2 separate regions of the Homo sapiens genome follow, and region 2 is linked to region 1. A link is an interaction called in ENCODE POLR2A ChIA-PET data of the cell type or tissue named here. Cell type or tissue: OCI-LY7. All regions are shown on one strand. Links, peaks and the distances in the headings refer to the core of each region. The heading gives the core; the rest is flanking DNA.

Region 1 (6,668 bases), core at 1,068-6,067:
GCCCTCTTGTTCCCTCTCTGTCTCTCTCTATTTCTGTCTCTTTTCTCCTCTCTCCCTCTGTTTCTCCCCCGACTCTCTCTCTGCCTCTCTGTCTCTCCCACTCTCTGCTTCTCTCTCTCTCTCTCTGCCTCTCTTTCTCTGCCTCTCTGTCCCTCCCTCTCTCTCTCTGTCCCTCCCTCTCTCTCTCTGTCCCTCTCCCTGTCTCTCTCTCCCTCTCTGTCTCTATCTCTCTCTGCCTCTCTTTCCTCTCTCTCTCTCTCCGCCTCTCTGTCTCTCCCTCTTTCTCCCTCTCTCTTTTCCTCTCTCTCTCTGCCTCTCTCTCCCTCCCCCCACCTCTCTCTGCCTCTCTGTCTCTCCCTCTTTGCCTCTCCCTCCCTCTCTCTCTGCATCTCTGTCTCTCCCTCTCTCTCCCTCTCTCTCTCTGCCTCTCTATCCCTCTCTATCTCTCCCTCTCTTTCTCCCTCTCTGTCTCTCTCTCCCTCTTTCTCTGCCTCTCTGTCTCTCCCTCCCCCCACCCCACCTCTCTGTCTCTCCCTCTCTCTTTGCCTCTCCCTCCCTTTCTCTCTCTCTCTCTGCCTCTCAGTCTCTCCCCCTCTCTCTCTCCTTTTGTTCCCCCCACCCACCCATGTCTGTGGAGGGCTGTGTCTCCCTTTGCCCCAGGACACTCCCTTTTTTTCTCCCCCGGTTCCGGTCTTTTGGGTGAAGGGTAGAAGGAAGACAAAAGCTGGAATTCCTGAGCAAGGGAAGTCATCACTACCCCCACGCTGGAGTTGTGACTGCCCATGCTGTGGCCCCTGGGTGGCCTCTGATGCAGCCACGCAAGGGGGTTCCACTCTGCTCCTTACTGGACCTGACCCCACCCCCTCCAGCAGCGTCCTCCGGAAGGGACTAGTTTCCCCTTGTACCCAGTGGGTCCAGGGCACCTGGATCAGTCCTTCAGTACCTTCATGTTTCAAACAAACACCTCTTGTAGCTCAGGCAGCAAATTGCGCTGTTCGTGGGGAGAGGGGCCGAGTGCCCTGACCAGTCGGAGCTGGACCGGCCAGTGCTCCTCTGGTAGAGGGTGGGGGGATCACTTGGGGTGGGCTTTGGCTGGGGGAACCTGGAGGCTTGCAGGCTGGGCTCCCAGAGACCTTAGGATGGTCTCATGCATACCCAGGTCTATTCTGAGCCATGCACCAAGCACCTTGGCTGGAGTCAGCTCACTTCCTCCCCTTATTACAGGTCCCAGCAGCCGCAAACCCAAACTTCCCCGGAGCACCAGCACACTCCCCATTAATGATAAGGCAGGAGAGCTCCTGCTCTTTCCAGCCGGGACTTTAATTTCTCTAATTATAGCTGAGGCTTGGAGCAGTCCCTCCCACTTAATCTACTTAATGCAGACACACACTCCCCCCAGCTCTCCACCCCTACCCGGCTTCTGCCTTTAACCCTTTTGCTGCTGGGTGGCAGTTCTCTGAGTGGGCACCTTTTAAGAGCTGAATTGCATTCATCTCACCAAATTCGTATGTTAGAACCCCAAACCCTGTAGCTCAGAATGTGACCATTGGAGACAGGGTCTTTAAAGAGGTAATTAGGGCCAGGCACTGTGGCTCACACCTGTAATCTCAGCACTTTGGGAGGCTGAGGTGGGGGTATCAGTTCAAGACAAGCCTGGCCAACATGGTGAAACTCTGTCTCTACTAAAAATACAGAAATTAGCCAGGCATGGTGGCATGTGCCTGTAATCCCAGCTACTCGGGAGGCAGGAGAATCGCTTGAACCCAGGAGGTGGAGGTTGCAGTGAGCTGAGATCACACACCACTGCACTGCAGCCTGGGCAACAGAGGGCTACTCCATCTCAAAAAAAAAGAAAAAAGAGGTAATTAGGTTAGGTGCAGTGGCTCATGCCTGTAATCCCAGCACTTTGGGAGGCCAAGGCAGGTGGATCACCTGAGGTCAGGAGTTTGAGACCAGCCTGGCCAACAGTTGAAACTCCGTCTCTAGTAAAAATACAAAATTAGCCGGGCATGGTGGTGGCACCTGTAATCCCAGCTACTTGGGAGGCTGAGGCAAGATAATCGCTTGAACCTGGGAGGCGGAGGTTGCAGTGAGCCGAGATTGCACCACTGCACTCCAGCCTGGGCGACAAGAGTGAAACTCCGTCTCAAAATAAAATAAAAATTAAGTGAAAATGGGCCCTATCCAACATGATGGGTGTCCTTACAAGAAGAGGGACACAGACACAGGGAAGACCAGGTGAAGGTCATGCAAGCCAACGTAGGAGGCGTGAACAAAAACCCAACCCTGCTAACACCTTGAACTTGGACTTCTAGGTTTCAGAATTGTGGAAAAATTGCTGGGCTAGGTGGTTCTTGCCTGTAATCCCAGCACTTTTGGAGGCCAAGGTAGAAGGATCATTTGAGGCCAGGAGTTTGAGACCAACCTGGGCAACATAGTGAGACCCCATCTTTTTTTTTTTTTTTTTTGAGACAGAGTCTCGCCGTCGCTCAGGCAGAGTGCAGTGGCATGATCTTGGCTCACTGCAACCTCCACCTCCTGGGTTCAAACGATTCTCCTGCCTCAGACTCCCAGGTAGCTGAGACTACAGGTGTGCGCCACCACACCCGGCTAATTTTTGTATTTTTAGTAGAGACAGGGTTTCAGCCTGTTGGTCAGGCTGTTCTCGAACTCCTGACCTCAGATGATCCACCAGCCTGAGCCTCCCAAAGTGTGGGATTACAGGCATGAGCCACCACACCCAGCTGAGACCCCATCTTTTAAAAAAAAACAAATTAGTTGGGCATGGTGGCATGCACCTGTGGTCCCAGCTACTCCGGATGCTGAGGAGGGAGGATAGCTTGAGATCAGGAGATTGAGGCTGCAGTGAGCCGTGATTGCACCACTGCACTCCAGCCTGAGCAACAGAGCGAGACTCTGTTTCTAAAAGAAGAAAAGAAAAATTGTGAAATAATAGATTTCTGCTGGTTGAGGCACATGGTCTGTGGCTCTTTAGCATCCTCGGCTGTGAGGGAGCCATGTGGCTGCTGTCTGGGAGGCAGGAAGCACTTCTGCCTCTGAGGAAGCCCCTCCAGGAACCCAGCTCCAGGACCAGCAGTCGGGGTGGTCAAATGAAGGTGGGCCCCTTTGCTGGCCTGACCCTGGAGGTGGGGACATCTGGTGGCCTCCTGGGGAAGGGGACTCAGTTGCATCACAGCCAGTCGACCCATGCAGGTGCCAGGTGTGCACATGGGAACGTGTCTGTGTGCTTGTGTGTGTTCAAACAGGAGAGACTGGTCAGGCTTAGCGATTAAGCTTACACCCCTTCCCCAGCCCACAGAGCACACAGTGCACCATTTCTACAAGGATCTCAGAAAATCAATAGGTGTCCCATCAGGGCAGGAGCAGCTGAGTTCAGCTTGTGTTTCCTGGAGTGTGCCTGTCCCCAGATCATCTGTTCTGTGATGCCAGAGGCAGGAGTGGAGCTTGTGCAGAGCTTCTGATGACTCCCGGCCCCTCTGGAACTCTGAGTCATACTCTTGCCATAACCTCCATGGTCACAGTCGTGCCTGCTAGGCACTCTTATTGTAGAGACCTTCTGAAGGTCACTGCAAAATCGTGATGCCCTAAATGCATTGTGGACCAAGACCAGAGGCAGGTGGGGCTCCTCTTTGACAGGCCCCAGGCCCGGGAGATTTGCTGTTAGGAGGAATCACTGATGACTGAACGTATTCTGGGGAAGAGAGAAGGGGGACGGATATGGAGACAAGTCACCAGGAAGACCCCCTGCGGGACAGATTGGAATCACAGCCCTGGAAAAGGGCCATGACATGAGCAGGGATGGCCTGGAGTGGGGGATGTGGTCAGGCTGCTGTGGGGTGCTCCTGTCTTAACAGTGAAGAATGGCTGGTGGTCCCCAAACAGCAGACAGTACAGCCCTGCTGGACCTGTGACCTGGGATGCTGGGCAGTTCTGTGAGGGCTCGACTCCCTGCAATGCCTCTCCTAGGTCCTCTTCTGCATTCTCTCACCACGAACCTCACCCAGGCCAGTCTTTCATGACTGCTCTGCTAAGCCCACAGGGGTTCTAAATTTTTTGACTATTCGTAACCAAGGCAACCCATAAATATAGCACAAACCGATTCTTGATTCCTGAGACAGTTTTTGTAGATTGCTACTCAGTTTCCATCTTTCCTTTTGGTCCTGGTTGTGGCGGTCCCTGGGACGGCCCACACACTTGGTGATTTGCCAGAAGGGCTCATGGGACCCAGTGGAGTCTGCAGCATTCTGTTACAGCCATCAGGGGCTTCCTCCTTCCCTCGAGGGCGCTCACAGAGCATGCTCCTTCCCCAGCCGAGAGAAACACATGTGCAATATGTCTGCCCAGGGATACCCCTTAGAGACTCAGAACCCAAGGTTTTTACTGAGGGCTGGTCACATAGGCAATCCCTACTGAGCAACTTTAAAAAAAAACTCTCCCATAAGAAAAGCAGGTGTTGGGCCAGGTTCAATGGCTCATGCCTGTAATCCTAGCACTTTGGGAGGTTGAGGCAGGAGGCTTGCTTAAGCTCAGGAGTTCTAGACCAGCCTGGGTAACATAACAAGACCCAATCTGTACAAAAATAAAATAAAAAAATTAGCCCAGGATGGGGGCATGCACCTGTGGTCCCAGCTACTCAGGAGGTGGAGGATCACTTGAGCCTGGGAGGTGGAGGTTGCAGTGAGCCAAGATTACACCACTGCACTCCAGCCTGGGCAACAGAGCAAGACCCTGTCTCAAAAATAAATAAATAAATGAAGAAAAGAAAAAAAGCAGTTATTTATCCTAACCCATATTGTTTGCATACACAGGCTAGGCACAGTGAGTCACCCTTATCAGCCAGGGAATGGAGGAGTGGTTCAAGTGCCAAGTTCCCAGAAGCCAGCTCAGAGCTGACCTCACGGGTGGACTGTTTTAAAGATAGCAGCACTGGGCCTCAAGTCCATGAGGTCTTTTCTCAGTCAGGACCTGGCCCGGCTCTCCCAAATAAATGATCAGCTATGGGGTTGCTTTCCTCTTAGCTCACTTTTCTTCCAGCTGCGACCCTTGGCTTCCTCCCTCCCTCCCGTGGGGACCTCCCATCGTACTTAAGGCACAGCTGTTGAGTGGGGCTCTCCGTGCCTGTTTTGAAGAGCCTCTCCCTCTGCTAATTAGTCTTTGCATCTTTACAACTGACTTAATTTATTTTATTTTTATTTTTTTGAGATGGAGTTTCGCTCTTTGTTGCCCAGGCTGGAGTGCAGTGGCACAATCTCGGCTCACTGCAACCTCTGCCTCCTGGGTTTAAGTGATTCTCCTGTCTCAGCCTCCCAAATAGCTGGGATTATAGGCACCCACCACAATGCCTGGCTAATTTTTGTATTTTTAGTAGAGACAGGGTTTCACCATGTTGGCCAGGCTGGTCTTGAACTCCGACCTCAGATGATCCACCTACCTCCGCCTCCCAAAGTGCTGGGATTACAGGCATGAGCCACTGAGCCTGGCCACAACTGACTCTTAATTTATTGCTGTGTTCATACCATTTCTACCACTCTGGATAAATTTTCCTAACACCTCCATAATGGGTCTTAACTTGAGGCTTGGATTGTTTCTTGAGGGGGGGTTCTAGCCAGGGAGAGAATGAACTCTTTCTAACTGAACAGCTCTTCCAGATGCTTTCCACAACCATTCAACCCACAGAGCAGGAAGTGCCTGTGTTAGTGTCTGTTGCCGCACATTACAAACAGTACTAAGGATACAGGAAGGTACAAGAAACTGGTGCCAAGGTTGACTCCATGGAGGGGAACTGGATGGCTGTGAGGGGCAGGTGTGGAAAAGAGACAATTCACCATATGCTCTGTGAGAGCCCTTTAAATTTTGTACTGTGTACAAGTATTACTTTTTCAAACAAAATTATTTTTCTATTATTTTTTAAGACAGGGTCTCACTCTGTCGCTCAGGCTGGAGTGCAATGGTGTGATCGAAGCTCACTGCAGCCTCAACCTCCCAGGCTCAAGTGATCCTCCCACCTCAGCCTCCTCAGTAGCTGTGACTACAGTCACATGCTACTATGCCTGGCTAAGTTTTAGAGTTTTTGTAGAGATGGGAGTCTCACTACATTGCCCAGGCTGGTCTTGAGCTCCTGGGCTCAAGCAATCTTCCCACCTCTGCCTCCTGAAGTGCTGGGATTACAAATGAGCTATTTAACCCAGCCAAAATTTTTAACTAAAAGAAGAAGAGGAGGAAGAGGAAGGAGATGAGGAGGAAGAGGAAGGAGATGAGGACGAGGGAGAGAAATAAGAATAATCATAAGAAGGAGAAGGAGAAAAATGAAGAGGAGGAGGAGGAGAACAAGGGGAGGAGGGGGAGGAGAAGGAGTAGGTGGTGGTGGAGAATCAGGGCATCATTATTCACAGTAGTCAAAAGGTGGAAACAACCCAAATGTCCATCATCTGATGAATGGATAAACAAAATGTGGTGTAGCCATACCATGAAATATTTAGTCATAAAAAGGAATGAAGTTCTAATATCTGTTACGATGTAGATGAACCTTTACAACATTACACAAAAGGCCGGGCATGGGTGGCTCATGTCTGTAATCCCATCATATTGGAAGGCCAAGGAAGGATTGCTGGAGCTCAAGAGTTTGAGACCAGCCTGGGCAACATAGG
Region 2 (6,668 bases), core at 690-5,689, 130 kb after region 1:
CTCCCAAGGGTCGCAACCCAGTGGCGTTGGGAACGCCTTGGCTAGGGGCCTCTTGAGCCTTAGCCCAGGCTTTGGGGCCTGGCTGCACCTTAGGGCTATTAGATATGAGTTCTAAACTTATTTTCAAAGAATTAATATGTCACTATGTTCAATTCTTTGCCTTCTACTTTTAAACTTAACTTTCTCGTAAAGCAACCTTTTTTGATTATGTCCTCCACCCTGATTCATTCTGATCACCTGCTCCACCCTGACTCATTCTGATCACCTGCTCCACCCTGACTCATTCAGATTACCTGCTACCTGCTCTGCCCTGACTCCAGCCAAAGCACTCACCCCATCATTCTCTTTAAATTAGCCAGTCGGAATTAGTTTAGCCTGTGCGGTCTAACCCTAGCCAATAGGGGAACGACACAGCAGCAGGGGCCACGTGCCTCAGGGATAAGAGCCCCCTTCCTCTCCTTTGTCCAAGTGTGCGCTCACCATTGCTCCATCTGTAAGGGCGCACCCTTCTATAGAAGTAACTTGCCTTGCTAAGAATTAAAAAAGAAAATTTTATATTCGAGTGCTATTCCTTCTGCAGCACCGAAATTTAAACAGGGCCATGCCAGGCTGTGGAGGAGGTAGAAGTCCTGTCGCTGTCTATAGGGCACGCTGGCATGAGCACATTTCAGACCCAGTTCAAGTCCGGCTCTGCCGCTGACCAGCTGGGTGGTTTGGGCAAGTTCCTTCACCGCTGAGCCTCAGTTTTCTTATCAGGAGAATGGGGATGCTAGTCCCTATCTTTAAGGGTTATGGAGAATTGGAGCTGATGTATTTGACCATGGTAGTCCTTCAGTACGCAGTGGCTGTCACTTTACTCTTCATGATACCGATGGGCCTGGGGAGGTCCCCGAATGCCGTTGGGACCTCAACCCCAGCTCTTGACACCATTTCGAGAAGGAATTCAAGGATGAGTCAGAAAACAGTGAAAGTATGGAGATTTATTGCAAAGCGAAAAGTACACACTCAAGAAAGGGGAGTGTGGCGTTCTCAAGACAGGATCGCACAGTGGGGTTTGGGGTTTCATCCTTATGGGTTTCTTTAGCCAAGGGATGGGATATTCATGAAAATTCCTGGAAAAAAGGTGGACGTTTCTCAGAATTGTGGTGCCACTCATTTTTACACCAAATACGGGTGGTCTTGGAACTGTCCTGGCGCTGGCAGGTGTGTGATTTAGGATGTTAATGAGCATATAACGAGGTCCTAGGAGGAACCCGGCTCACATCCAGCACCTTGGTGGGTCCTGTTGGTCTCAGCCAGCTTGGTCCACACACCCTGGTTTTCAGGGTTTTACCGGCCCATAACCTCTAGTCGTGTGAAATTGTTATAGGAAAGGGGTCCCAATCCAGACCCCAAGAAAGGGTTCTTGGATCTTGTGCAAGAAAGAATTCAGGGTAAGTCTGTAGAATAAAGTGAAAGCAAGTTTATTACGAAAGTAAAGGAATAATAGAATGGCTACTGTACAGACGAGGCTGCTGGTTGCCCATTTTTATGGTTATTTCTTGATTATATGTTAAACAAGGGGTGGATTATTCATGCCTCCCCTTTTTAGACCATACAGGGTAACTTCCTGATGTTGCTATGGCGTTTGTAAACTGTCATGGTGCTGGTGGGAGTGTAGCAGTGAGGACGACCAGAGGTCACTCTCGTTGCCATCTTGGTTTGGTTTCGGCTTTGGTGGGCTTCTTTACTGCAAACTGTTTTATCAGCAAGGTCTTTATGACCTGTATCTTGTGCTGACCTCTTATCTCACAGCAGGCCTCAGCCTGTTTTTACCCAGCCCCTATTCAAGATGGAGTTGCTCTGGTTCCAACATTTCTGACAAAACTGCTGCCTGGAATTTTGTAATTATCCTGTAACCCACCCTGTGTTTATTCCCGTCTCATTCGGGTGGTGTTACCTGCAGCCCAGGGGAGGGAATGCCGTGGAACAGCTCTGCCTTAGGCTCAGCTTGAAGGAAGTCTCAGCTCCCTCCTCTTCCCTACAGCTGTCAGAGCAGGAGGTGGCCCCAGGGGAGGCTCTAGCTGAGGCCCATTAATGGCATGGAAGAGAGGAAGGGGCAGGATGCAGCCCCATACCTGCCCCAGGCTGGGTCAGATGGCTCCCAAGGCTGCCTCTCTTGGGGGAAGCTTCTGGAGGAAGCCTGGTGTGTGCAGTTTTCCTGTAACACAAATGTGGGTGGGGGTTTTGGAAGCAGCCCCACAGGAACATCTCCCCAGCTGCTTGGCAGGTACTTGGCTGATTTCACTTTGAGTGGGCGGGGGTTAGAATTCTGCCTCCACTTTCTACCTGCCATGTGATTTGGAGCAAATTCCTTAATTTTTATACATCTCAGTTTTAAATTGTAAAATGGGGATAAAAACAATGAGAACTAAAAAAGACAAAGCATGTAAAATACAGAGGCTCGCGTGTTACAAGCGTCCATAAATGTCCAATTTTATTTGTGTCATGGGAGCCTCTATTTCATGGCAAGCCCCAATTCAATCTTGAGGCAAAGCTTCTGTTTTGAAGGCTGTGCATATGAGAATCTTCCAAGCTCCCCTCCGCCCCCTGGCCCTGAAATGCAAATGTAATAGACTAAAAGGAATAAACCCACAACACAAGGACAGGGGTGGGGGGTCACCAATCCCTGGGAGACAGTGGATGGCAGGCGTTGCTTGCTACACAGGTAGAGAGTGCTGCAGCTCAGGATAGAATTGCAGAGAGAGGGGCAGTGACCAGACAGAGCCTCCGAGACTCGGGGCTCAGGGGCAAGAGATTCTGTAGAGCAACATTTGGTTGCTGAGCATAGGGGAGTCACTGACGGTCGTTTATGAAATAACTGCATAAGTAGCGGTTCACCCTCTCCCGCCCTCTGTGCATTTCACTCAGCGACACCCTGGAAGGCTCTTCGCTAAAGAAGAAAACTGCTGGGGAAAGCTAAGGCCTCTGAACCGCAAGGCCGCCAACTATGAGTGTGCACCTGTGAAGATGTTGATGCTCCAGAGAAAATCCCTGCCCATCCCACATACAGGCCCCCACCCCAGCCTACACAGGAGGGGATGGAGAGGCCAATTGACTCCATAGCAGAGGAAATGCCAACCTGCCACCCTCTTACACGTGTCCTTCCCTCTTACATGTGAATGAGCCATGAAGGATCCCCAGGCATTTGAAGACCATCCATGCGAAGGAGAAAAAGCAGGAAAGCAATAAAAACACTGGCCCAGAGGAAGCAGAAATAATTCACGGAACAGAAGATAGCATTTAAGCCCTCTAATGAATATACTCAGGCAGACTGCAGAATATATTCCATCTATAAGAGAGCTCAGTTTTCTTGGAATAAGAAAACCCCAGAGAACCATCAAAGAGCTCCGGAGATGAACAAATATGCTTGCTAAAATGAAAAGTTCAATAGAAGGACTGGAACATACACAATCTCAAAATGCAAAAGCTAAAGGAAACAGAGCTGGGGAACCCAGAAAGAAGAGGAGCAGGCTCTGTACAGAAAGAAAGGAGGGCAGACTAGGACCCCATTGCCTACCAGTAACACTGGGTGCTAGAAGGGAATGGGTGCAGGATGGCTGCATGTTAGAAGGGAAAATTATTTTCAACCTGGAATTATATATCTAGCTACATTATCTGTCAAAAACCTCATGGCAGAATAAAGACATTTCAAACACGTAAAGACACAGATTATCTTCAGCACACCCACTTAAACATTTTCCCCCAGCTTTATCGAAGTACCATTGACAAATAGAAATTGTGTATATTTAAGGTGTACAATGTGATGATTTGATATACATATACAAACACAGCCTTTCTTTATTTTATTTATTTATTTATTTTTTGAGACAGAGTCTTGCTCTGCCGCCCAGGCTGGAGTGCAGTGGTGCCATCTCGGCTCACTGCAAGCTCCACCTCCCGGGTTCATGCCATTCTCCTGCCTCAGCCTCCTGAGTAGCTGGGACTACAGGCGCCCGCCACCACGCCCGGCTAATTTTTTGTATTTTTAGTAGAGATGGGGTTTCACCGTGTTAGCCAGGATGGTCTCGATCTCCTGAACTTGGGATCCGCCCGCCTCAGCCTCCCAAAGTGCTGGGATTGAAGGCGTGAGCCACTGCACCCGGCTGCCTTTCTTTAAAAGTTGCTTGACGATGTTCTCCAGAGAAATCAGGGAGTAAACAAAGAAAGAGGAAGATCCAGGAAACTGAATCCAACCTAGAAGAGAGTCAAGGGAAGTTCTGAGATTTGATCTCAGGCCTAGACAGGGTGACCAACTCATCCCAGTTGGCTGGGACTTTTTAGTTTCAGTACTGAAAGTCATCTCCTGGGGAACCTTGCAGTCCTGGGCAAACCAAGGTGATGGGTGACCCTAGTGATGGCAGCAGCTGCTCCAGATGGCCTGGCGCTGCCATCATGCTGGGAGGCATGGCTGGGGCTGTACACTCTACAGAGCAGGGCCTCCTGGTGGGGCGGCAGCCACCCAAGTTGTGGCAGCAGATCTGAGCTTCCTTGTGCTCTTGGGGGGCCAGGAGCAGGCAGGAGCCCTGCCCTCCCAGGTGCCACTGGAGCCACCCAAACTGCAGCAGCAGACTCAGGCATCTCTGCACTGCTGGGGTCCCAGGAAGGCACCCCTGCCCTCGCAGGCTCAGAAGTGCCTGCCCCCACTCTCTGGCTTTCTGCTGTCAATGCCTGCTCTGATCTTGGAGAAAAGTCAGGCTGAGCCCAGGTGCCATGAACAGCAGCAGGAGGCAGGTTCCCGGCAGAAGTGGGCAGGTCCCTGGTGAGGCATCACCTTCAGGCCAGGGAGGTCCTGAAGGCTAGGGGCCAGGCTGCCAGTCCCACTGACTGAAGTGGGAACTGGTGCCTTTTCCGAGCCCACCCATGGCTGCCCATACACTTCCTCCTCTCTGAGGCCCATAAAAGCCCCAGGATCAGCCAGAGCTGAGCAGATATATGACAGGACAGCCGGCTGCAGAGAGGAGCTACCCTCTCTGTTGAGAACCTCAGAGCCCTGCAGAGACATCCAAATGACCTACCTGCAGAGGGGAGCCACACTTTCCAAGGCCTCCTCTCTGCTGATTGCTGAACACTTGATGGGACAACCTGCCTACAGAGATGACCTACTGTTGCGGGTCTTACTGAGCTGTTGTAACACTCAATAAAGCTCCTCTTCGTCTTGCTCATCCTTCACTTGTCTGTGTACCTCATTCTTCCTGGACACAGGACAAGAACTCAGGCAAAGGTGCCACTGGCCACAGAGGTTTCTGGGAAAAAAATTGACACACCAAGGATCCTGTAACCCTAGGCCTAGAGACCAACCAGTGAAAATTGTAGCAAGAAGAGTAGACTCTAAAAGGGAGGTTGCCTAGGGAAAAAGGAATGCCATGGAATTTATAGTATGATGGAGATATGATTAAAGTACATAATACAAAAAAGGCAATTAGAAACTCTAGGAAAAATAAACAATTATATGAGAAAATGATGACCCAACTCAAAAAATATTAAATGTGACATGATTGTAAGCTATTGATTCAGTGTGAGAAAAGAGAATCTATTGGTCCTTGATGTTAGAAATAATCTATGAGTGATCCAAGGTTGGACATTGGACCCAAAGTGAATATTTTCGTATACTGCTTGATCCAACAGCAAAAAATATTTGCGCGGACATAAAAATACGAACATCTTATTCTTTTCAACTTTTAGAATCAAGCTATGGATAACACAGAGAAGACGTGGTTGAAGTTCAGGGACAGATGGTAAGTGTGGAGAACTTTGACAATGTAAAAATCAAAATGGTCATCAGGAGTGGAAAGAATTGCTGGGAAAAGAGATGAATTACAAAGAGATACTGTCAAAAGTTGATGCCACATAAAATAGAGATTCATCTACTAGAGTTAAAAGGTATACAGTGCAACCCAAATAACAACCACCATCAAACTAGGAGAGGCGGAGGGGGAAGAGAAGGAAGTGAGCTGAATCTTCATGTTTCACAGTGGGAATCCAATGGCTTTTGGTTAAAGTTGAAAAATCAAGAAATAGTAATATTTGTACATTATCTAGACTTTCAGAGACAACCACCAGAAAGAGGGCAATTAGAAGTGGTTAGACTGCAGTCTAACCCTCCAGGATACCTCCAGGGGGTGAACCAGGGAAGGAAGGAAGGATAAGACAGGAGGCTGTTGTTTTTTATTATAAGCTCTCTGTACCTTTTGATTTTTTCAACAGGCATATGTTATCTTCATAAAGGCTGAAATAAAAGCAAACAAAATTAAAACAGACACAGATCTTGGGAATTTACCACCCTCTGGCTGGCTCCCTGTAAAGAATTGGGCTGTAATGAAGGCTGCACTTAGGCAAGCTTTGAGGGACAAGAAGAAGCAAGATGGTGCCCTGGGAGGCCCTGGTTCAACCTTCCTATCCCACGGCATGGAGGTCATGGGGGAAGAAACAGAGGCTTGAAGAGTGTATCATTTTCCTCCAGGTTCTCTGTGCTGAGTAGTAAGTGTGTTCCATCAATGTCCTCGTATTAGTCTGCTTGGGCTGTCATAACCAAATAATATAGATGGGGTGGCTTACACAAAAGAAATGCATTTTATCATGCTATTCTAGAGGCTAGAAATTGGGGGTCAGGGTGCCAGCATGTTTGG

What was found. Peaks named below come from ENCODE experiments on the same cell type or tissue, not always from the same donor. Only the 100,000 strongest peaks of a DNase experiment are listed, where the experiment ranks them.
Region 2: POLR2A ChIA-PET joins it to region 1 with 11 read pairs; 5 of 35 experiments call an interaction of 5 or more read pairs at or near these places.

The regions. Positions count from the first base shown.
Region 1 is chr17:76,840,879-76,847,546 of GRCh38, forward strand. No RefSeq gene overlaps it. Among named protein-coding and RNA genes, the nearest start is that of LINC00868, 12 kb to the right of the region's middle. RefSeq lists enhancers at 413-929, 3,461-4,289. In OCI-LY7, for the core only: CTCF peaks have their summits at 3,151 (motif pointing left) and 3,350; DNase peaks (open chromatin) are centred at 1,203, 3,083, 4,283 and 5,723; H3K4me3 peaks cover 2,181 bases; H3K27ac peaks cover 4,870 bases.
Region 2 is chr17:76,970,190-76,976,857 of GRCh38, forward strand. No RefSeq gene overlaps it. Among named protein-coding and RNA genes, the nearest start is that of MGAT5B, 110 kb to the left of the region's middle. In OCI-LY7, for the core only: no CTCF peak of the experiment used is centred there; no DNase peak of the experiment used is centred there.